Regions from separate parts of the Mus musculus genome. Here regions 1 and 2 are each linked to region 3. The links are chromatin loops, found by intact Hi-C in ENCODE. Cell type or tissue: left cerebral cortex. All regions are shown on one strand.

Region 1 (8,000 bases), 1.1 Mb after region 3:
GCAGATTCTGAGATTGAATTCAGGTCTCCTTAAAGACAGAGCCATTTCTCCAGCCCCCTATTTTTGACTTTTTAAAACAAATACTAGGGAAAAAAGTGGGTTACAACTTCAAAACAGTATACATCTGCCAAAATATTTTTGACCAAGATTTTTGCAGCTACATCAGTATTGCATTTATATGTGTTTCTACAGAGGGGGGAAAAAACATGCATTAAGGTCACGTGAACAAGAATATAGGCTGGTATCTTAGTTTCCCTTTTTTTCCCAAATAAGAGCAACCTGATGAAAAAAAGGCTTGTTTTATTGGCTCATAAGCATGCACTCACATGCACATACCCAGACACATGCTTACACATTATTTGAAAATAAATATTTTAAGTGGCCATTCTTTGAGCACTATTTTTGCAGGTTTTCATATTAATTTATCAAAATATTCAGTGGAATTTTTTAAGGTTTATTTTCATTTCATTTATGTGTATGGGTGTTTGCCTGAATTTATTTCTGCACTGCACGTCCCACAAAAGCCAGAATAGGGTGTTATATTCACTACAGCTTGAATTACTGGTGGTTGTTAGCTACCATGTGGGTCCTGGGAAAAGAACCTCAGTCCTCTGCAAGAGCAACAGTGTGCTTAACAGCTAATCCAATTCTCTAACCCCACTGATGTGTGCAAACCAAGACTGACATGACTGTAGTTATGTATCTTCCAAATGCTACTTATGAATGTTAAAAATTCACTTTCAGTGATAGGAGGATGACTCCATTGATAAAATGCTTGCCTTTCAACCAAAAGAGCCTGAGTTTCATCACCAGAACACACATAAAAGAAAGTCAGACATGATGGCATGCACTTGTAATCCCAGCACTGGAAGGGCAGAGTGAGACAGGCAGAGCCATGGAATTCAGCAGCTGGCCAGCTTACCCCAAGGCCAATGAAAGACCTGGTCTCAAAAACAAAACAAAACAAAACAAAGCAAATGAGAGTGCCTGAGAAAGAACCCCCAAGGCCCTTCTCTGCCTTCACATGCACACACACAATCTTGCATACACATGAACACATGCACAATGACCACTTCCAAAACTTAAGAATTTCTTAAATTAAAAAAGTTTTTGGATAATTTCATACATGTACTTCCAAATTTTCATACATGAGTGTTTTGTTCACAGCATTTCCACCCATCTTTCCTCCCATTCCAACTCCTTCCATGTTACCCCCTTATCCTCAAATTTTGACTTCTTCTTTATTATTGCTGCATGGATGTGTGTATAGAGGCTGTCAAGACATCTAGTACTGCTTGAATGTACACATGCATGTATTTGTGAGTGTGTGTGTGTGTGTGTGTGTGTGTGTGTGCTTGGAACTGAATAACTTAGCAAGGGCATGCCCCAGTGGAAGACAGATTTTTCACCCTATTTCAGCAGTCACTAATTGCCTGTAACTCTATATCTAAGATGTTATATTTTCTAATAAAATTTTATATTACACTTCAGTGTATAATTTACCAACTTTACTTTGGAAAGAATTCTTTGTTCCCTGCCCTAACTCGGTTACCTAATGTAGGTAATTCAGCTGGCAACCTGCTTTACTTACTGATTGTCCCTCTTCTGATAAAAGCATAAAATCTAATTATTTCATCTTTATTTGCAAGAGTAGATGCTCAGAACAACTGCATGTACCCAGTTCTCCTTTGCACAATGGTCTTTTCAGAGCAAGACTGCTCGTGCAGAGAGTTGTCATAAGCCAAAACCAAAAAGAATTTTGGAGTGATTTTTATCATCAAGGACATTTGTTCATCCTTCAGAAAGATTGTCACTAGGGAAGTGGGGGATAAAATTGCTTGAGCCCATTGACTCAAAGTCTCTCCAGAGTCATAGACTGAATTGGTTTTTAAGGAGTAAGAGGAACTGTGAGAGGAGACTCCCACGACCTTTACAAATTGATCCTCACCTGGTCACCACTGGCAGGTGTAGCTGATCTTATGGACAAATGGTAGATGTGAGCAGGTTAGGATATGGGAAGGAAAGACAGCTAATACTGGGGGACACTCGGTGCTTAGGAATAGCTGTTGCATCTGAGGATGGTCATTCAAAAAGAACAAATACGGATTAACTAGTCTGTCATCAGGAGTGCAATTTGATACTTGGTACTGAGCTGAAAGCAGATTGTAGACCATACAGAAAAAGACAAACTCTTCGTAAACCTTCCCAGAGACAGGGCCTTCTTCTAGAAATATTCATGACATTTACTTGAAATAGACATGTTTGAGGATGTCTAGAACTGTACACTTGTGTTTTAAGAATATAATTCCCTCCAAATTCAAAGGAATCCATGGTGGGCATCGTTTGACAAACTTAGTAAAACAAAATACAATAATGGTATCAACATGTTTCATGTGTTTTAAAGAACTTGTAATTTTGCACACATACTGGTGAAGTCCGACTTTTTCCTAAGAATTCTGTTAAGAATTATTAGAATTTATTCAGGCCCTTTAAGACTTACCAGTGAAACACCTACTCACCAATTCCTTCCACTGAATAAATTGAATTTTTCCAGAAATGTGTAAGCAAATAGAGAAATGACCTCATTTTTCAGTGTAGATACAGTGCTATAGGAGGCTCTGTCTCCAGAGGATGACTTCAATATTGGATCTTAGTTCCAAGAACAAGTTCACAAGGCCAGAGAAGAGGGGGCGAAGACATCATTGTGAAGGGCACCTGGCAAGAAATGAGTTCTCCAGTAGGGACAGCTCCCACAGCTAAGTCACATGCACAAACTTGTAGCTTTCTGCTCTCTGGCCAACCAAGTGCAGCCATAGCATCTTTATTGTTATATCTCCCAGATTGTGATACTGTCACAAAGCTGTTGCTAGGCAACAAATGTGGTTACCAGGTCTCAGCGAATAGCTGAAGGGGGAAGGCAAAGTGTTGCACCATTGTAGAGTAACCATAGCAATGACCTACTATTACAGACTAAAGAATTATCATTAACAATGTTAAAGTATCAGAGGCCCTGAATTCAGAGACTTCCAAGCAGATTCTGCATAATTGAGTGATTGCAGTTGAGATTTCAACTGTTTCCTAATGTCTATGAGGGAGGATTTGTAATTATTTTTATTTTAATTAAAAAATTGATTATGAAGTTATTGGTTAAATTATATATGCTATCACAAATATTTTTTTTCTTAAGCCCATATTATTTCTTCGTGTATTCCCATGCCTACATGCTACCTGCTTCCTTTTTCACAAACTAAAGGTTCCATTTGGTTTGAAGAATAGTGTATAATATTCAACCCAATATTAAAACCACAGAGAGAAACTGTAGTAAAATAACCTGGTAAATTGAAAATCTAACGTTTTTCTGAATTCCCCGACTGAAGAGGGGGCCTAAATGCTCTTTCAGTGGTTCTGCTTTGAAACAGGGTTTGTCTGGCTTTTCTAGATTTGTTCTAAAATCTGTAAAGCATGTGGCCCGCCTAGGATACTTTCAAGGCCCCTGGTCTCCTTTTGAATCCGTCCTTTCATTAAATATCTCCAGTGATTTGATCCCAGTGACCTCACTGAGACAGTCGTGTCCAACATCAGAGACTAGGACAGGCCAGAAAAAGAACTATTCCCCCCCATTCTGCCTGGGAAGCCAAGACACCGAGGCGCTCCGGGGTGGGTGTGGTGGAATCGGGATCCTGCACGCTGGGGAAACCAATCCCAGGCCTGGAGAGGTGGGTGGTTTCTGGGCGGGAGAGGGAGTGGCCCTTCCCGCTGAGCTACTGGATTGGCCCTGAGGGCCTCGGGGCCCCAGGAGCTCCGGGCCGTAACTCTGGGGCCCCGGGAGCAAGTTTTAGCCCGGCGAGGAAGGGCGGGGGTGGGGGCGCGCTAGGTGGCGCGCCCCGGGGACACCAGGGACAGGCGGAACCTGGGCGGGTGAGCGGGAGGCGAGCTCGCCGGCGGCGGTGCAGTCGCCTGGAGGGTGGGCTCCTCGCCTCCGGCCACACACCCGTGCGACCCCTCGTAACCCGGTGTGTGTTTCCGCAGGCACCGACCGTCACGAGCTCACTTCCTGGAAGAGCTTCCCGTCTATCTTCAAGTTCTTCGCGGAAGCCTCGGAGGCCAAGAGCAGCTCGCAGAAGCCGGCCCTGACGCGGCGCTCGCACCGGATCAAGCACGAGGAGCTGTGAGCGCGCAGCCGCCCGCCCGCCGCCCGTAGCCTCCTGGCCCCCATTAGATTGCTTTCTTTCTCCAGCGCAGGGTCGTGATGTGTCCGTCTAAATAGCGTTTTGCATTATTTCTAGATGAGTGCAACTGTCAAAGCAATATGGCTTCAGCGGCCGAGTTGCCTGCGGCTGAGCCGGGCCTCGCACTGTGGGCCCCGGCGACCGAGGCTGAAAGCGCCGGGAGTGCCAGCGCCGGGCGCTCCTAATTGCCCGGCTGATCCGCGGGCGCGGCTGGCCGAGCGGCGTCTGCGCGGTCCTACCGCCCGCTGCAGCGCGGTCGCCGCTGCCCAGCCTCAATTGTGCCCATTTTTAATCCCCTTTAAACCCAGCAAGCTTTTATTCTAAACCTCAAACTTGATTTTAACCAGGTTTTTTCCTCAGGTCATCTAATGAGCCTCTGTCTTTTACACAAAGCCACACACTCGAGTCCTAAAAATGCCAACTTTAAATTCAGAACATGATGGACTATGTAGTTTGGGGAGTACAAGTTCTTTCTCCCTATAACGACTTATTTTCACTTCAACCCCCCCCCCCAAAAAAAAAAAAACTGTACATGAAGTACCGAATCCGAATCCTCATTTGTGCCCAGTTGAACTCCAGTCTTTATGTCTCTGATTTCAGGAGGGAATGTCGAAAGGAAAATATAAACAGATCTTTTAGATGTAGGTATAAGTCTCCATGTTCAGTGAATTTTCCAGTTACTTATAAGAACTGACCTTACTATTAAAATATATAACACGATGTGTGCGCCAATGCAGGGTGATGGTGGTGGCTGTTGATCCTTACAACCTGTACTTTCACCTTTCTTGTAGCGTGCCCTGTCAGATGCAGGACTTTTTTACTATCATCAAGAAAATAAAACTACATAACCTCTTTCTTCCAAAAGTCCAAGTAGGGTTAATGTGCTTCAGTTTTCATCTGCAGTAGGAAAAGAGAGGCGTAGTGTGAATGGGTTGCTCTTTTGAGGCCAAAATGTTTACTGTTCTCTTCCTGTGATAGGGCGCTGCCCTGTAATTCCAACAGTAAGGCCAACGCGGAAGATAAAATAAGTTGACATTTTACTGGCTTTTGAATTAAAGCATTAGACATTAATTACTTGAAATTTTTAATTAGTGAAGGTTATATCCAGTGCATGGTGAGATTGTGATTTAATACATCCATCCTTTTTAAAATGAATGCAATAAGTAATTTGTCTACCTTGTTTGAGACCTTGAGACAGTATAAGCAAAATGAGTCTGAGTTGCTAATGACAGGGAAGAAAACCTGAGCTCAGCCACCTCATGAGGAATACTCTCATCCCATGAACTGATTTTAGCAAGGTTTAAACTGGTAACATGTCATGCTCTTTGCACATGCATACATTCAGTAATTCTGTAAGGACAGTAAAGTCCTCAGTGCCATGGCTGGGCATCTCCTGACATTACTTAGGCAGAAGTACCTTAGGAAAAACCAAAATGGGGCTTTCTCCAGCTTTTGGGCAGTTTAAATATGTTACTCCAACAGTGTCAAGCACATTGAACTGTCATAGTGGCCCTTTACATTTCTGCTTTTAGAAGGATTGGTGAACTCTGTGAAAATAATATCTTTCCAGTTACTGGGCTTGAAACACTGGTGTGCATTGATTATATTTTACCAAATGTTATAAATTGTCTGGTGTTTTCAGTATGTGAAAATGTTCACAAGAAAGTGAGTTTGCAACATGTAGAGGTTGGAAAAACCTATGCAGGGCTAAATTTGCTAGACTTCTGCAGCTAAATTAAAGCAGAGTTAAAGTGCTCAGCTTATGAACCAAACAAAAGTATCCTGCTCCTGCCCTCCGGGTTCCTCTCTGCAACTCTTAAACCTTATTCAGAGAAAGTCTCTGTTTCCTTGGGATGAGTACTTTACTGTCACTGGATTGTAACCTTGTCTTCTGTCTAGCAGAGAGCTATTTACAAAGTTACATTTTGTAAATGTCTGTTACTACTTTTGAATCTGTGCTATAGCAACCCAGAGGGAGCCAGGCGCAGCACCCCAGATCACCAGCTGATGAGTGACAAATGATTCTTTACAATGTAGGATTTCTTGACCTGTTGATTGGGTTGCTGTTGGTATATGTGTAAGGATGTTATTCACCTCAGCTTTCTTGGGATAACAACAAGCACTTGGCAGTACCCTGCCTACAGGGAGGCCAGGGTTAATATTTCTCATCTGGCCTTCTCCCTATTTTTATTCTAGGCACACAGTGGTAGAAAGGTAAGGTGTGAGCTTTTTTAAAAATAAATCTTATACTTAGTTCTTAAAGTAAATAGATGGAAAGAGACATAAATTGGAAATTCAAAATAGTCTGATTCAAGCTTTGGAGCTTTTTCGGGTACCTAACACACAGTCCTTGGAAGTCATCATGGATGTTTGCTAGACCATCTACGTGTAATAATTGTTCTTTTCTCACAATTCTGCCTTGTGCTTCCTGAAATGCATTTTTGTTTGTTTATATGTCAAAAATAATAAAGTGTGGACCTCCTATAATCTTGTTTACCATTTTAAAATAAAATTTTCCAACAAAGCAACTGTGTCTTCTGTCTTCCTCCTCAGTTCGTTTTTCACCAACTGCACAGAGGCTGTTAAGACTGAAAGCTAGCCGGGTGACTGGGCCAGGGCCACCAGTATTATAAGACATAATATTACTGCTACTACTGATGTAAGGCAATATCCTAACTTCAGTTGAGTCACAAGCTCACATATATCTTGTAGGTAACATTTTTACCACATATCCTCAATATACAAATACCTTCTTAGCAAGGAAATTAGAAAACTTGTCTTCAAATGTTTTATAAAATAAACAGTACTGTACATTTCCAAAGGGAGCTTGGTAAGTTGCTCCCCAACTACTGCTAGCAAAGCTCCACAAAGTGTGTTCCGCTCCAAACTACCTTGTTTACATTTATGCTACAGCTAGCTATTCCTTCCTAAACCTTGCACTCCTTTGAGAGGTTGGGTGACAGAGTGTGTTAACTAAATTAGCACTGCTAATAAACTAGATTTTTTTTCATGTTTCACTGTATTGCCTAGAGTTCCAATCCAAACATGTGAATCCCACATGTTGTAATCAGTGTATAGATTGGCTAACTGATAGGTTCTTGTTGGAAGCTATACTCTGAATTCATTTAAGAAAGCCTGCTATTAAGTAATTTTCACAGTGTAAATTTTCACAGTAATTTTTTGAAAACTTTTCTCATGTGGGGAGAGGTTTAAAAAACATGAGATATTTATATTTTTGAAATATGGGTGGCAAAAAGGGAGATAATTGTGGTGACTACTTAAATGCTCTCTAGCATAATATTATAAAATAGAAAACTCTAAGACATATGAGACATACTCCTTTCAAAAACTGCAATACTTTCCTTCCCTGTATAAAATGACTGAGGAGGAATCTCTTAAATTGTTCACCTTCCTTTTATCTAATGTTCTATTAGTCTCCAAAAAGGAAAAAAAAATAATAATAAGTTTGGGCCTGGGAGAGGGGTTTTTAATCAACACTTCACAGAGCTTAAAACTATCCCGCCTAAAGCGTTAGCTTTGTGAGATGATTTTAAATTCAAACCACTGCAACTGCCATCACTGTACTCGAAGAATGGACACCAACTGGAATTTTGGGGCGGGGGGGGGGGGAGATAGCATAAAGTGCATTAAGAGAGGTCCAGGAATAGAAGTAGTTATCAAAGCATTCCAGCATTTATCTTGAAATCTGCATATTTTATGGGACAATGGTAGTTTTAAACCTCACACTTAGAAGGGATGGATGTTGATTTA
Region 2 (8,000 bases), 1.1 Mb after region 3:
TTTAATTTGTTATTTGCTGTGTAAAACAGCCACATCAAGAATAATAGCATCAGAAACAAAATGCTAAATATGTTCATTATAATATTTCTTCAGGTTAAATTATTTACAGAAAAATATGCAACAACAGCAACAAAATAACCACAACATATCCAACAAACTAAACCAGTAAATAGAGATGATTTCAGAACTAAGCTAGAAAAAGTCTATACCAGTTGTTCAAAGTCTCCTCGTTTCTTATCCCTGGAAATATGTCAGATTCTGAGGATGGATTGTAGAGTCCATTCATAGTCTCTGTTCTTTTTTCTCTACCTCCCTGCAGTTCAAGGGAAGTGTCAGAAACGGCTTGCCTCTGGATATGCACAAAAATCTAAGTGTGTGTGTGTGTGTGTGTGTGTGTGTGTGTGTGTGTGTGTATGTGTGTATGTGTGTGTGTGTGATGTTAAATAGCACATTTCTCCCATCAAGATCTTCTTAAACATGGAAGCTTCTCCTACACAGGGTACCCAGCTGTTTAATTTAACATTGATTTATTGCTTTTAAAAGTAAATTTACACACATGCCAGCAGCGCTCCGTTTTGTTTCCCCAGACTCTGAGATTTATTTTCTACTTAGCGCTTGTCTGACAAAACAATGTCCTTTAACTTTATTACACATCGATGAGGAAATCTGTCTTATTTTTGCTCAGATTTATTGCTGTGTTACTAGTGGGGACATTTGTGATCCAAAAAGGCTGAGGTCCAAAAATAAGTAGAAAATTAAGCAGAGTTGAGCACAAAATGGTAGAAAACAACAACTACTACTACTACTGCTGCTGCTGCTACTACTACTACTACTATTACTACTACTACTATTAAGAATTTGGCCCAACATACACCAACTTGCTGAGCAAAGTCAAAAGGAGGACTAAGGTCCCTATTAAGTCAAGTAACCAAGCAAGGGAAGACATTATTTTAGTGGACACTGTTTGGAGGGGGAGTAGTTGAATCTGAGCCCTGTGATATCACTAGGTTGTTAGTTAAAATGTCTGACATTATAGTGCAGGGATCTTCCTCTGTGTGACTCCCCATCCATGGCCACCTTACCTCCACGAAGAACTGCCAGCTATCACATTTGGATGATGACTGAGCCCAAGGGAAAGAGATGGACTTTGAAGCAGCTTTTGTGGAAACACTTCATCTACATTTGGGTTTTCTTTAGTCCCCAATAGAAAGGCCACTTTCTTCTTTTCACTGATAAACTGTCTTTGTGTCCTTTGCTTCACACACTTTTAAAACTTCTCCCATCAGTTCTTCTGCTCTTACAGATAACAACAACAAACAAATGTGAGTTCAAATCTACTTTAAACGTTTTTGTTTTTGTTTTTGTTTTTGTTTTTTTCCTCTCTAAAGCATGGTCTTCCATAGCTAAGGTTGGGAATGGACATAACAATAGTGTCTCTAAATGTGATGAAGTGGGCTTTGAAGAAATCTTCCTGTGAGATAAGGTTTTCTTGGCCACTGTGATTTCTCACAGAGATATCTAATATCAATTTACAGGCTTTCCAGTGAGAAATTAGGATGCTGTATCTTTTCTGTAAAAAAATCAAGATGTGACCAGATTTGCTATGAGGATCACGGAGAACTTTTTTAAGATGTCCCTGTCTTTTCTTTCCAGATATAGCATCTTTCAGGATCCTTGGGTGAGATCCCGACTCCTCTGCGGCTGCTCCAGTCACTGAGTACACAAAAACATGCTAACATGTTGGCTGCAGTATTTTTTTTCCAACCCAAAAAGATTTTTTTTAAAAAAGTGAATGGCTCACACTACTGACACACAAGACATGTTTAGCCAGGCGCTTCCAACTTAACACGAAATAAAAAGAAAGAAAAATGAAAAAAAGAAAAAAATACCTACAAGGGGGAGAAGAACTGTGAAACACTGAAAATTCTATTCATATTAGGATGCCCCTCACCCATTTGCCCTTGAAAAGGGGTCCTGTCACTCAGAAAGAACTGTTTCTTCAACGTCCCCCCACCCCACCCCGGCACCAACACACCAGCGGGCCCTGCTCGGCCGTGCGGCTCTGGCCCACTCCGCAGCCCTCCCCGCGCCGCACACACAGTTTCTTCCAAGTGCTGGAGAGATGGGAGATGCAGCTTCTCCTTGGCTGAGCCAGACGGGAACTTCTCACCCCGGCCCAACCCTGGGACCGCTGAGGGCCGGGCAGTTCTTTTTATGGTGGCTATCAGGCACCCTGGCTGCAGCCCCTCCCGGTTGCGGGACAGCGACCCTGCGCGCGCTCGCTCGTCACGTGCCTGATTTCCGAGCCCCCGCAGGGCCCTTTGTTAAGCACCGCCGTCCCCTTCCAGGGCTGGAGCCGAGAGGCGAGACCCAGAAGGATGAACCAACTGGACAATCCTGCAACCCTGGTTTTGCTTCGGCTCCTAGGAAGGCCCTGAAACTCGTTGGGTGGGTGCCCCGAAGCACTTAACAAATCAAGATTCCCAGCCATTTAGAGGAAGCTACTTGGGCCACCTCCAAAGTTTTGAACCAAAGGCACAAAGGAGCTAGGGGCCCAGTGGAGGGCGAGCCTCTGCGCACTGGGCATAACCATTGGGCCGACTTCCCTCCGTTCCATTCCACCCTCAATTCTCCCACCGCAGTCCTGTACAAGGCTCAACGACTCAGTGGATGGGAGTGTGTGTTTAAAGTGTGTGGTAGGTGCATGTGTGTGTAACCAGGTGGAAATTTCAAAGGATATATCCGACACATACAGAAGATGGGCCTTGAGCAAATGAACTGTCAGAGAGTTTAAGTGACTTGCATGGGTGGAAAGAGAGGGTCAGGTCTGCTCTGAGTGGAACATCTGCACAACATTCTAGCAGCTTACTCAACAACAACAACAAAAAATCTAGCCATTTACTGTAGAAAAAATAATAATAAAAAAGGCACTAATGATTATGGTTCCCACCCCTTCCCCCAAAAGGCCAAATCCTAATGAAATAATTCAAAGGTAGGCCCCACTTCCTAATAGTGGAATTAAACAACAACAAAAAGAACCCAAGAAAAAGAACTTCCCAACCTAGCCTTCCTAAGAGCCTGGGAACCTTGCTGAGGAACTAGGTAAACAGAAGATGAGCGAGTTTCTTTTGCGCTGAGGCCATGAAGCTGGCTTTACATATAGTTCCGCCTGGATACACAATTAAATTACAGTAAATTCCTCTTTAAATAGTAAAATATGGAATGCTCTTCAGAATTCAAATGTCTAGGGTTAAGTAGTTTTAAAGGTAGGTTTGAAATGGCTTGTGTGGAGAAGCAACCTTTAAGCCCTAAAACTATTATAAATATGCTAATTATCTGGGTGTCAGTTTATCTCTCCATATTTCTTTCTAAAATGAGGAAAGCATTCATAAAAAGCTACTTGGCACACTTTATTTTTGGAAAGCAGATGTTAATTTTTTCACGTATCATTTTATGACCAAGTACATGTGTAACATTGGAAGGCATCCAGAACGCCTCTATTATTTGCTAAATGACTGTTAGTTGAAACATATTATTCTCGGCCTAACTACGATATAGGTTATATCAATAAAGTAAACATCTGTTTTTTTTTTAATGGAGGGGGGGCATGAAGAGTTAAAAACGACAGAAGAAGGAAAAAAAGAGTTTGGGAAAGAAGACGCACCTGTGCTGTAGAAAATGGGATATTTATATTGTTCTGTGCAAAACAAAGTCTCCCAATCGGGCACTCGGGGATATTTACATGGCGGGAGATAAAGTTGAAAGCCTTTCCCGGCGTGCCAAATGGGATTCTCCCTGAGGCCTTCTGCGTGGTAAGATAACAGGTACTGAGCGCTCCTGGCGGCTGGGGCCTTCTCCTGCCGCCCCGCCCTCCCCCTCCTCTTTCCCCCCACCTCCAGCTCCCGCCCCAGGCCAGCGGGGCTCGGAATTCCCAGGCACCACGGAAATTTCAGCGGGGTTCCCAGCCGAGAAGTACGCTCCGGAAGCGTCCTCATTTGCCCTGCGTCGCTCGAGGACGCCGGCGCCCAGGATAAGCCAGTGGCGTGATAATTAATGGAATACAATATTTATGGCCCAATGTATTGACTCCGAGGCAAGTACGCCGCGTAGACAGTCCGTGGGGGTCTGGCAAACAGGGGGCGAGTGAGCAAACATAATGACCGGAGTACTTATGTCTATCGGGTTTGCTCACTTAAATCCGAGGTATGTAACATCATGATAAATATTAATATACACCTGCACAGCCCCTCAGCAACGCCATCCTAAACTCTCCCTTCCTGAGTGCTGCCCTTTACAAAAAGGCCAGAGAGGAGGGCTTTAACATAAAATGCTGCAAATATGAAAAATAGGTCACCAATAAAATTGGTCTCAGCATGGAGTGTAATTGCAACAAAGTGCCGCCGAGTAAAATCGAGGAGTGAGCTGGCTGAGGCGGCACAGTCGCGAACCATCTGGTGTGTATTAAAAGCGGTGCTGTAAATATTGCTGAGAGCTAATGCATTATCGGCTTCTATAAGTGCACACGGCCTGTAAGCTTTCCATATGTTAGAACATGTAGATCGGATGGGAGCAAGGAAAGGTGTTCTATCAATCACCAGCTTCGGAAACATCGGGTTTTGCCACTTTTGATGGAATTTTGGCCAAAACGTGTCAAATGTACATCTCCATTATCTGCCCCTCCCAGCAGCCCCTTCCTCTTGCCGCAGCTCTTCTTTCTCATTTTCTCTAGCTTCTCTCCTGCTCCCATCTTCCACCCCCCCCCCCTTTTCTTACTTTCCACGGGGATAGGGCAGGCACTGCTGACGTCACTTCATAGCAGTAAAAGAGAGTAACTGAGAGAGAAAGAGAGAGAGAGCGAGAGAGAGAGAGAGAGAGAGAGAGAGAGAGAGAGAGAGAGAGAGAGAGAGAATCATGTGTTTTTCATCAGTGCTAAATTTTTGCCTTATTCATAGAAACGAGCCTCCCAGCATGGGTACTCCTTCTGTTCTGAAGCTAGTAACCGTCACCACTCCCTTTTGTGGGGTGGTCCACAAGGTGGGGCGCAGAGTAGTCCTGTGCAGGGGTCTAGTGACAGAACCAGCTCTTTCGGATGAAACCAGGGGAAAATGAGATTCAAAGAGCACTTCTAGGGACGATTTCGCACCACAACGTCCAAGCAACCTCTACAAGCCGGCTGGAGGGCTCCTGGCTACAATGCAGTTTTGGTTTGCACCCAGGAACTTCCTTTTTCTAACTCGTCCCTCCATAACCCACCCCCCTACTGAATTGCCACACACAACATAGCTAATAATTTTCCCTGTCACATTACTTTTCTGGGGGAAGCAGCTCAAGTCTTCTCTTTCCTGATGATACCCCTTATTTAAGCGGTTACTATAATTACAACCTCGTCTCTTCTGAATCCCCCCCCCCCCCGCCTCATATTACTCAGCTACAAGTTTTGTTTTTCTTTCTTAAGTCCACTGGTAGGAACTACCTCTATTGCGTCTATGCTGTCCCGCAGAGATCACTTTTTCCCAGTTGGCCTGGTCTCTCTCATTATTTCTACTTCTTGCCATGCACCTCTTTCCCTCCTTTCCCTCTCACCTGTACACTCAGAACAAACCTGAGACTTCAGTGTGGGTAAACCTGTCGGCCATGACAATCCAGGCTCAATCAGCAAATAAATAAAATTCTTACTTTCTTGGTTTTTGGCTGCGGGCTGCGTTCCCCTCCGGCGGTAGCCTCCTGTAATTATAGGAGCTATATTTCTTCCCTGGGAGACATTCGAGGGGATTTTTAGTTGGAAGTTTGTTTCTGCTGAGTTACTTTGGATCCTGGACCAGGGACTCACAGTGGCCAGGACCAAGAGGCTCTGAGTGAAGTGCAGATTGAGACATATCCAGTTTCTTCTAACAGGATCATTTCATGTGGGAGGTTGGACACAAAGTTTGCACTGGCTCGTGACTAGCATTCTAGTGAGAGACGTGCATATTTTAAAACAACAAAGCAGGCTGGAAAGAAGGCTCAGGGGAGGGGGGGGGGAAGCTGGAAAGAAGTTACTAAGTGACAAACATCTGTCAACATGGGATAACTTGTATACTCCAGTGTGCAAAGCTATCTGGCCAGCTCTATGAAGTTCAAGGAACAGAATGTGGGATAGTCCAGTGGATACATATTTGTCTCTGGGAGACCTAGTAATTTTTTTTAAAGACCCTACCCCTTAAGTAAAAGGACAATTAAAACTGCACAAGTGAGTATAATTTTACAATTATGCTTTCCTGAATTAATACTGTTCGAATCTCTGAAACTGTTGAAAAATGTACTTTACCTTAAAACGATGGGCAGGGAATAGAAACTAATAAGCAGGGTGTCTAGGATACCAAACCGAGCAGAAGAAAGGAGAGAGACAAAGCTCAAGCGGCCCATGTGCTGGGTCCCAGCTATCTGTAACCAGCAAACTGTAAAGCACAGGTTTCCACACAACATGTGTGTTGGGAGCAAAACGCATCAGCATCCTTCCTTCAACAAGGAGGGATGGCAAAGCAGTTCCAGGGGATTTTCTCTTTTATTTAAACCTGGACTTTCAACAAGAGTGTTATGCATTTTCAGAGAAAAACAATAACAGTAACAAAAAATAAAGTTATTAAAAGATGATGAAAAATACTGGTAGGCGTCTCTCTCACCACACACACACACACACACACACACACACACACACGACCTCTTAACAATCATATAAAAGTTTAGGCTCCAGCGTCTACTGAGAAATCTTTTTCTCTTCCCTCTTCCAGCTCTGAAGACAAAAGGAGAAAGGGCCCAGTGGTGAGAGGGATATCTCTGTTAGTTGTCAGCATAGGTCCATGGGTTAGGAATGCTAATGAGCCTCTTGGCCAGCTCAAGACTTGGTTCTTGCTTTCTCACACACTGATGCTCACACACACTGGGGTCCTGCAAGCTGGCTGACAGGCACACAGACAGAGCATCCTGCCCGACTGCCTCTCTGGCCTTTTTCCTCTGAGCCCAGAGATCGATCGCTGACCCCATCATTAGGCCAAAGCTTTATTTATCTGGCTGTGCAATGATATTATCAGCCTTAAATGTTATATACAGCAAATGTCTTCCTAAATCAACACAATAGGTTAGTTTGCAGAGACTAGCTTGGTCTGTCTTAAAGAAACCCCTAGATATTCTCTCTCTCTCTCTCTCTCTCTCTCTCTCTCTCTCTCTCTCTCTCTCTCACACACACACACACACACACACACACAAACACACACACACACTCTCCCCCTCTTCTCTTCTCTTCTCTTCTCCACAATTGGGGGGTATTTTATAGTCTAGACTTGGGGATTTGATCCCTTGCTGTCAGCCGGTTAGATGAGGCCTTAGCAGTTTGGAAGACGTTTAGACATCATTATTTAGCTATCACTAAGATTCCCATCAGGGGTTCTCTTGTCCGCAGGATCCGACTGCCTAGATCCACTCTATTCTACATGATCCGGATTTCTCCAATTCGGATAGAAATGAAAGCAAGGGGTGGGGATTCCGATGTGCAACCTTCCACCGTGTTAATTGTTTTCTTTCCTCTCAATTACATTCATAAACCTATTTTCTGCATTGCATGTTATTTCTTTGTGCTTCAAAATTGAAACCACGTGCAGTCTTTTCCCCTCAACACACAGAATAAATGCATTGCCTCCTCCCCCAACCCATCACGTTACTATTTACATTTTGGTTACTCTGTGATCGGCCCCAGAAGGAGAAATTGGCCAATTGGAACTAGGTGAGGCTTTGTCAGAGTATCTCTCAAATCCAAATCTCTGGTCCCCATCTCCAGAAAGGACTCCACCTTTTACTCCCTATTCTCCACCTACCTCAGGTTGTTGAAGCTTTCATGGCGGAGAGTTAGCAGGGAGAACTTCCGAGAAGAAAGGCTACCCAGCAACTTTGGGTCTGTTCCACCCACTGTCCACTCCACCCTTCGCTCTCCAGCCATTTGGTGTCAGTAGCAGTCACCTCTGTTA
Region 3 (8,000 bases):
GGGAGGGGATGGAGGAGATGAACAGAGGGTCAGAAAATTAAAAAGAGGTGTGTAGCAATGGGGGATGGGGAATTGGGGGTAGCAACCAGAAAGTCCCAGATGACAGGAAAGCAAGAACCTCCTAGGACCCTATGGGGATGATATTAGCTGAAATACACAACAAAGGGCAGTGGGAAGAGAACCTGTTGAGACCATATCCAGAGATTAGGCATGGCCTCCAGGTTGAGGGATGGGTCTTACACGCGTTCACGCGACCGGCCAGGAAGAACGCAACAAACCGGAATCTTCTGCGGCAAAACTTTATTGCTTACATCTTCAGGAGCAAGAGTGCAAGAGAGCAAGAGCTCTATTGCTTACATCTTTAGGAGCCAGAGCGCAAGAGCGCTAGAGTGCAAGAGCCAGAGCAAGAGAGAGAATGGCGAAACCCCGTCCCTTTTAAGGAGAATTATCCTCCGCCTAGGACGTGCCACTCCCTGATTGGCTGCAGCCCATCGGCCAAGTTGTCGTCACGGGGAAGGCAGAGCACATGGGGTGGAAAACTACCCTTGGCACATGCGCAGATTATTTGTTTACCACTTAGAACACAGGATGTCAGTGCCATCTTGCAACGGCGAATGTGAGGGCGGCTTCCTACAGATGGGGCCACCCATCTATCTCCAAAATTTTAACCCAGAATTGCTCCTGTCCAAAGGAAATACAGGGACAAAGAGTGGAGCAGAGACTGAAGGAAAGGCCATCCAGAGACTGCCCCACCTTGGGATCCATCCCACATGCAGACACCAAACCCAGATACTATAGCTGATGCCAAGAAGTGCTTGCTGACAGGAGCCTGATACAGCTGTCTCCTGTGAGGCTCTGCCAGATCCTGACCAATACAGATGTGGATGTTTGCAGCCAACCATCAGACTGAGCACAGGGACCCCAATGGAGGAATTAGGGGAAGGACTGAAGGAGCTGAAGGGGCCTTATCTGGTATCAATGGGAGGAGAGGCTCTTGGTCCTGTGAAGGCTTGATGCCCTAATGTAGAGGAATGCTAAGGCTGGAGTGTGTGGGTGGGTGGGGGAGCTCCCTCATAGAAGCAGGGTAAGGGGGGATGGGATAGGGGGTTTGCAGAGGGGAAACCAGGAAAGGGCATAACATTTGAAATGTAAACAAATAAAATACCCAATTAAAAAAATTTTCAGTGTACATAAGTAGGCATTTAAATATATATACTCAAAGTGAACAAAATATAATATGATTTGATTTTATCAGAGAAAGGGTGTGTGTGGGTGTGAGTGTTTTTTTTTTTTTAAAACAACTAAAGACTATGAAACATAATTTAAAGTCCTAGAAAGGTTTATTTTAGAAACACAAAAAAGCAAATGCATCTTAAATATAAAGAACAAACAACTTTTACATGTATATAGAAGCACATTTGAATGAATATCCTTGCCATGATTTTCAGACCTGTAGCACTCAGAGGAAAGGACATTTTGACTTGAAAAAATATTTAAATTAATTTTCTATATATATAATATAAATAAATATTTGAAGAACAAATCTGTTTTTTAAAAATCAGTGAAACCATTTATACCGAACAAAACTACTTCATTTTCTTATTGTATGTTTCTGAGTTAAATCCTGAGCCCATATTTTAGATCTGTAGATGTTTTATAAGTGCTATGAAACTTTGCTGTCAGTGAGTAACTGAAATTAATATTTTTTCCATAAGCTATGGATATACTAAATGACAAAGCATGTTGCACGTTCAGACATCTGATTCATACTTTCTGGCATCATGACAGCTCTGTGATTGACTGACACATCATTTTCAGTGTCACCAGTAAGGCCTCAGTATGCACTCCAGGACATACATTTAGATTCTCAGGCAGCTCTTTAAGAACACTTGGGAGCTTCTTTAATGTCTTTATATTCCTAGCATAAACATCCAATAACCAGTCAGTATGTGCATTGCTGGCTTCTGTATCACTATTGCATGCCATAAGCAACTCATTTAGATGACCTAACCCTTTGAAAGCTAGAATAAATTCTGAGGACAAATCAAATATTGAACAAAAATTAATCAACATCCTACTAAGTAAAAACGAACCAAATTCAAGCTGTTGGTGGTAAAAATGTTTCTGTGTCTTAGCATGAAAGTTGTCCACTGTATCGTCTATATTTGTAATGGCAAATAGTTCTTCCTTGTCCTTAGGGGACAGCACATAATCCAAGGGCAACTCCCCCTTAGAGTTCCTCTGCTGTAAAAGTTCTGGGCCTGTGAAAAAGGAAATGTAAAATGTTAAGAGTAAAACACTTTTATTTTGCCAGGTTAACGGCTGCTTTCTTCCCCCACCTCAGTATAATAAAAGCCTTCCAGGATTCTGTTTATCATCATACTTGCTACTGATTAGCTGCCTACATATATTGTAATTGCCCATACAGACCAATAAAGGTGGGTTTACAAACTGAAAATTCTACTCAACTGACTAATGAATTCTGCTAAAACATAGTCTATATGATAAGTGAAAACAGTTTTTAAAACCTTCCCTGCTGCCAATTAAGAACAAGAAATCCAGTACTCTCAGAAGAAATTAATAAAACACATTAATTAGAACCTTAGGAAAAAAATAGTTTCTTTTCCATTACTGACTAACCACCTGGCAATGTGAAAACTATAAAGACCCTTCACAGATACAGTACAATTTGTATTTTATACTTCTAATGTTTACTGTTCACAAAGGCAAGGGAGTCATAAAAACTTCAAAGTTAATTTTCTAAATTGAACTCAATACTTGATCTATCAAACCAAAGCCGAAACCAAACCAAAACTGAAAAAGCCTGCTATAGTCAGAGTTAGTACTTGCAAAGTACTGAAATGCTCAGGACTCAAGTTCATCCTGAGTATTAGAGGATGACACAAGAAGTGAAAAGCAATGGTCCGTCCATAACAAGGTATAGAAGTGCTCTTTACTCTTATCAATCACAGCTTGTAACCCTTTGTGCAGTCACTCACAGAAATGTAAGCAGCAATATGAAAGTATGGTAGGATACATTATAACACATTGTACCGTCAGAAAGAATAGATTATTAAGCGCTAAAACTCTTAATGATGACTATAACCACAAATATAAAGGCTACATATATATAATTTGTGGGGAAAAAAGAAATTTCAAATGAAAGTTGTATTATCTATTATTTTGTTAACATCTTAAAACAAAAGAAAAATATTTTTCTTATTTCTGTTTGGAAAACATTACAAGTACCTGAAGTAAAGTTTAGCAATATATACTCTTGAAATTATTGCTAGCAAGACTGAAAGTCTTGAAATGAAGAGATTATAAAGCTGCCAGAGTGATAATGTCAAACCATATAAAGGTTCAAACCCAGAATCTGACTAGATAAGTCAACAAATAAACAACCTAGTACAAACAACAACAAAAACAACACAGATGTAATTTAGCCAGTGCACCTTGACAAACCTAAGTACAAGTTAGTTTTCTCTCCTAGATCAGAGACTAACCCACATATGACTCTGTTAGCTAAATCAGCACAGCTGATCTAATATCACACTATGCTAATCAGCTCGAATCCATTAAAGAATACTTCTGATATAATTTACATTATTTGATACAGAAATGAATATTGGCTTGCATGTCAGATTAAATCTTTGAGTACAAGAAAACAGAATACTTAATAGAAAAAAAAACATTGGGTTTATAAAACTAGTAGTATTTAAAAGAGAAGGTAGAAGAACTAAAAATACATCAATTATGAAACAGTGTTGGTAAAACAGACACACTTAGGCCTTTAGGGGGCAGGAGAAGACTATAAATAACCAAGTCTCTTAAGCCATCATGCAATATATCCAGGCTTTCTTAGATACTCATAGGGAAAAAAAAAGGGCACATGGAGAATATGCCTTTTGTTTTTATGCAGAATGAAATGCGTTATTTACAGTATAAAACACATCAAATTCTAAGTTAAAATTAACACAAACAAAACCAATAGTCACACAAATGTTTATGTTTTTCATATTACAAGCTAGTTATCAGGGTTTCGTTTTTAAAACACAAATTAGTCTGAATATTTTGAAGCAAAATTTTGTAATAGTTCAGATGCAGAAATGTTACTAAAAGGGGAGTTGCTGAAGATAAAAATGAATCAGAAAAAGCAGTATATGGGTATGAAGCTTAAGTTATCCTCTTCATAAAAGCCTTGTACTATATTTAACATGACCTGAAAATCCAGCTTCAACTTAGTTGATGGTAAATATAAATGAAAATATCTTAGGCTATCTTTTCCATACTCTATAAAGGAATGTCATATAAAGATAATATTAGCTTAGCCAGTTATACATATATACACACCACATACATATGTAATAAAAAATGGAAAACCGAAGTAGTCATAAGAAGCACTCAATCCACTTATTAACAAGCTTTCAGAAATTATCACTTCACAAAGATACCATATACATTAAGTTAAAGCAATATTTAAAACCAACAGCTTCAACTGCAAAAATATACTTTCATACATGAATGTTAATAGGTTTTAACAATATATATATTATAAAATGGTGCTTACAACAATTAATACAAGGTGTCTGTATTTAGGAGACATTTTGTCTTTACTTTCTCATTATATTTTATATAAAATAAAAGCACCTTTTCTTACAGACTTTTCAATATAAAATATTATCTGCCTCTGAGGAAGTCATCAAAAACCTAGATAATTTCCCGAAAGCCCTGTAACAGGAACGCACTCACCCCCACGCTGTAGAAGCAGCTTGCCAATCTCCACATGTCCGTTTGACAGCGCATCATGCAAAGGCGTCACCCCGTCCACTTGAGTGAGCAGATCCACCTCTGGACAACGCTGCAGAATTTCCTGGACACACTCCGTGTTGCCATAGTTGCAGGCTTCATGCAAAGGCGTCCAGCCAGCATTGTCTAAATTAGAAATTAAGGCAAGTTTTAAAACAGCAGAAGTACTGTTGGTTGCAAAGTATTGATATTCCACAAGTCCCCTCTATTACTCTGTAGGAGCTTCATATATGAAAAACAGCATTGGTGAAAACGAGCCCACTGTAATCATGTTTCTACTTAAAAATGAAAATAAATAAAAAGAAATTTTAAACATTAATATTGGAATATGACCAGAAAATTGCTTCTAAAATATTTTATATTATTAGCTCTAAATTATCACATAGTGAATTATTTCAGTTTGGCTAGTAACTATTTTAGAAATATTTTTAGTAAATTTAGTTAAATGATTTTTCTTAATACGATATAAAACTATTTTGTATAACAAATTGTACGATGCTGAAGGAGGACACAAAGACTTAGAGATCTTACCTTTAACATTGATGTCTATTCCTGGCAAAGACAGAAGGATAATCAATTTCTCCACTTGGTTTTTTATGCAAACTCTATGCAGAGCTGTTTCCCCTGACATAAAAAATTAATAGATTATTCCAGAGAAGACAAGATATCAACTAAAGAAAATAACAAAGGCCATGAACTAGAAGGTCTGGACCCATGCCAGACTGGTTTAAACATCTCTTGAATTAAAAACAAGAAAAGGAAGAAGGAGAGGTGGGGTGGGAGGAAGCCCAGTAGCCCAGAGCTTCTGCTCTGTCAGCAGCTCCGCAATGATTCTACAAGGGAAGCTCTACACAGCCATTGTCTCTCCCAGTTCAAGGTTAAAGCTTCAGTCCTGCTAGACAAACCCCAGATGACCAGACAACACCAGAAATACTTGGTTTGTAGCAATAAAAGTTTTAAAGTGCAACTGCCCTCTCTTAAATTTATTCATGAATCTACGCTAAAATGTATAGCTCTTTCTTATACAGCATTTATAGCTTAATTCAAATGAATGTTTCTAGCTAAGCACGAGTGCCTCTACATACTCAAGTACAATTCAGAACTTCAAATCCATTAACAGATGGCTTGCTGCTTCTCAATAGGCTGTCTGGCTTGGCTACAGCCGCACGGAGGGAGAAATGTAAGAATCTTAATATAAACACCACACACACACACACACACACACACACACACACACACACACACACACACACACACACACACACGCTGAAGAGTCCCTAAGTACCATTTAAAGCTGAACAGCAGCAGCACATAGAATGGCACAGTTTTTGATGGAGGACTGCAATAAATTGCTGTTGGTCAAAATTTCCAACTGCTGCTTGAACTAAGATTAATAAAATATAAGACATAATTTGACACTAAGGAAAATGGCTAAATACTTACCAATGACTACATAGGAAACAAAATGCATCATGGGCATTATTTGTTCCTGTTATATAAAATACTGGTAGCACATTTTTATACTACTCAATTTTACAGAGTATCTCTGCAACTTCTACTAAACATTTATTCTACATGCAAAGTTCTCCCCCATTTCTCAATTTTCTTTCTCTCCCAACTCCTGCTATTCAGCCTAAATTCATTCATATTCATTTTACTTCTGAACAATAAAACGAAGAAAAGAGACACTGATCTTTGAAGTGAATATCTGAATTGTCATCGAATAGTCTTCATATTTTGAGCTTCATGGGCTCATAATATAAATGTCTATCCCATGGAACAATTATAAAAGCTTTGCTGTCACTGTTTTCATGAGCTAATCCATAGCATGAGTTAATACATATGATATATTCTATAAACAGAATAACTTATAAACCTAGCAATTTAGTTTATCCAAGTAGAGCTCCCTTGTAGATAACATATTTTCAGGTTACAAGACATCTAAGTAAAAGGGGTGCGAGAGAAAATTATTACAGCACTATTCTTGGAATACAATCCATTAGGTACTTAGGCTGCTGTACAGTTAGAACCAAAAGCCAAACACATTTCTGTCTGGGCTCAGTGCCTAGAAGAAAGGAGCCCATATGCTTAACACAGCTATGTAACATAGCCTACTCCTCATTCTTTGTTCACAAAATGTCTATGACTGAAAAGAGATGAAGAATGAATTATACTTTCAAATCAGAAGACACTGATTCTAAGCAGCACAGGTTGATGTGGAATTGCAAAGTAAGAAGGGCAGGTCTGGAATGGGCTCAGGGAGCTCACAGCATCTGGAAAGGCAGGGTGAGAAAGGCAGGGCTAGTCTATTACATCAGCTACTAAATGACCACTTCTTCTGTATACAGAAGAGTTCAAGAAAATATTACATTATCCATTAAACTATTTCCTGGACTTAGTTCAATATTTAAGTTTAAACATTCATTAGGGCAAATGTGTGAGATTTCCAAATACTGACTACAAGGACAGAAAGTACTTAATATGAGTTAGTTCAGATACTTGGGGTACCTTTCAGATTAGTTTTATGAAAATTCATCTTTGTAACCAAAGATGGGCAATTCTCCTTGGAACATGACAATTCCTCTGACTTCTTTTTCAATTTTTTCAATGATGAGGAACATTTAGCACGGTTTAACTCTCTGAAAAGAAAGAAAACCAAGAAAAGCTTGTTTTTCAGTAAGTCATGCCAGCATACATAAGATAGTATTTTTCTTCCTTTAAAATGTATCCTGCTTTGAACTCATTCAATCATACTGCTTTCCAGCCTTTAGAGTAAAGTCAGCTACATGAGAACAAATTTTGATGCATTAATTTTTACTTTATTAGTCTATATCTCCAACTGCTCAGTAAAAAGGTAATGAGTGTAGAACGCTGGGCAAGGAGGAAACTAAGTAAATCAGATTTTGTAGAGGAAATAAAGCTGAAAGTTACATTAGAGTGCAGGCCTCCAGATTTCCCAATCAAGAAGTCTTTCATTTTCAGAAAGTATAGCATCTCATATGCATCTAAAACCTTATTTATACTACCTATAACAAAGTTGAACTTTCTGTTTCAGACAACATTCTTATGAAGACTTTATTAATAGTTTCATTTCTTTCAGGAAGCACTTAGTAGGAAGGAAGTATGGTCATTGTATTACAGTAAAAGAAAAGTGCTGATCTTATTTATTTATAGGTCCAAAATTGAGTTTT

Evidence for each region. A loop is a pair of places that touch in the nucleus more often than their neighbours do. Peaks named below come from ENCODE experiments on the same cell type or tissue, not always from the same donor. Only the 100,000 strongest peaks of a DNase experiment are listed, where the experiment ranks them.
Region 1: a loop joins it to region 3, with 4 times the contacts of the local background. A loop is called at or near these places in 2 of 42 quality-filtered maps.
Region 2: it touches region 3 in a loop (7-fold over the local background); 11 of 42 quality-filtered maps call a loop at or near these places.

The regions. Positions count from the first base shown.
Region 1 is chr13:78,159,484-78,167,483 of GRCm38, forward strand. It overlaps Fam172a (family with sequence similarity 172, member A), which reads left to right. Exons shown (of 10, transcript NM_001163419.1): 10 at 4,030-6,757. The coding sequence ends at 4,172. All of the region lies in intron 2 of Gm38604 (a long non-coding RNA gene), which reads right to left. Among named protein-coding and RNA genes, the nearest start is that of 3110006O06Rik, 7.8 kb to the right of the region's middle. In left cerebral cortex, a CTCF peak has its summit at 3,662; a DNase peak (open chromatin) is centred at 3,694; H3K4me3 peaks cover 1,747 bases; H3K27ac peaks cover 1,471 bases.
Region 2 is chr13:78,177,298-78,185,297 of GRCm38, forward strand. It overlaps Gm38604 (a long non-coding RNA gene), which reads right to left and starts at 1,665. Exons shown (of 3, transcript XR_873690.3): 1 at 210-1,665. 3110006O06Rik (a long non-coding RNA gene) reads left to right here. Exons shown (of 2, transcript XR_003950646.1): 2 at 1,654-5,676. In left cerebral cortex, a CTCF peak has its summit at 4,389; no DNase peak of the experiment used is centred here; H3K4me3 peaks cover 2,327 bases; H3K27ac peaks cover 2,632 bases.
Region 3 is chr13:77,041,770-77,049,769 of GRCm38, forward strand. It overlaps Slf1 (SMC5-SMC6 complex localization factor 1), which reads right to left. Exons shown (of 21, transcript NM_134071.3): 18 at 7,318-7,448; 19 at 5,341-5,433; 20 at 4,753-4,935; 21 at 1,319-2,261. The coding sequence ends at 1,780. Among named protein-coding and RNA genes, the nearest start is that of Slf1, 90 kb to the right of the region's middle. In left cerebral cortex, a CTCF peak has its summit at 3,794 (motif pointing right); DNase peaks (open chromatin) are centred at 3,809, 4,838, 5,660, 5,950 and 1 more place; H3K4me3 peaks cover 1,017 bases; H3K27ac peaks cover 2,021 bases.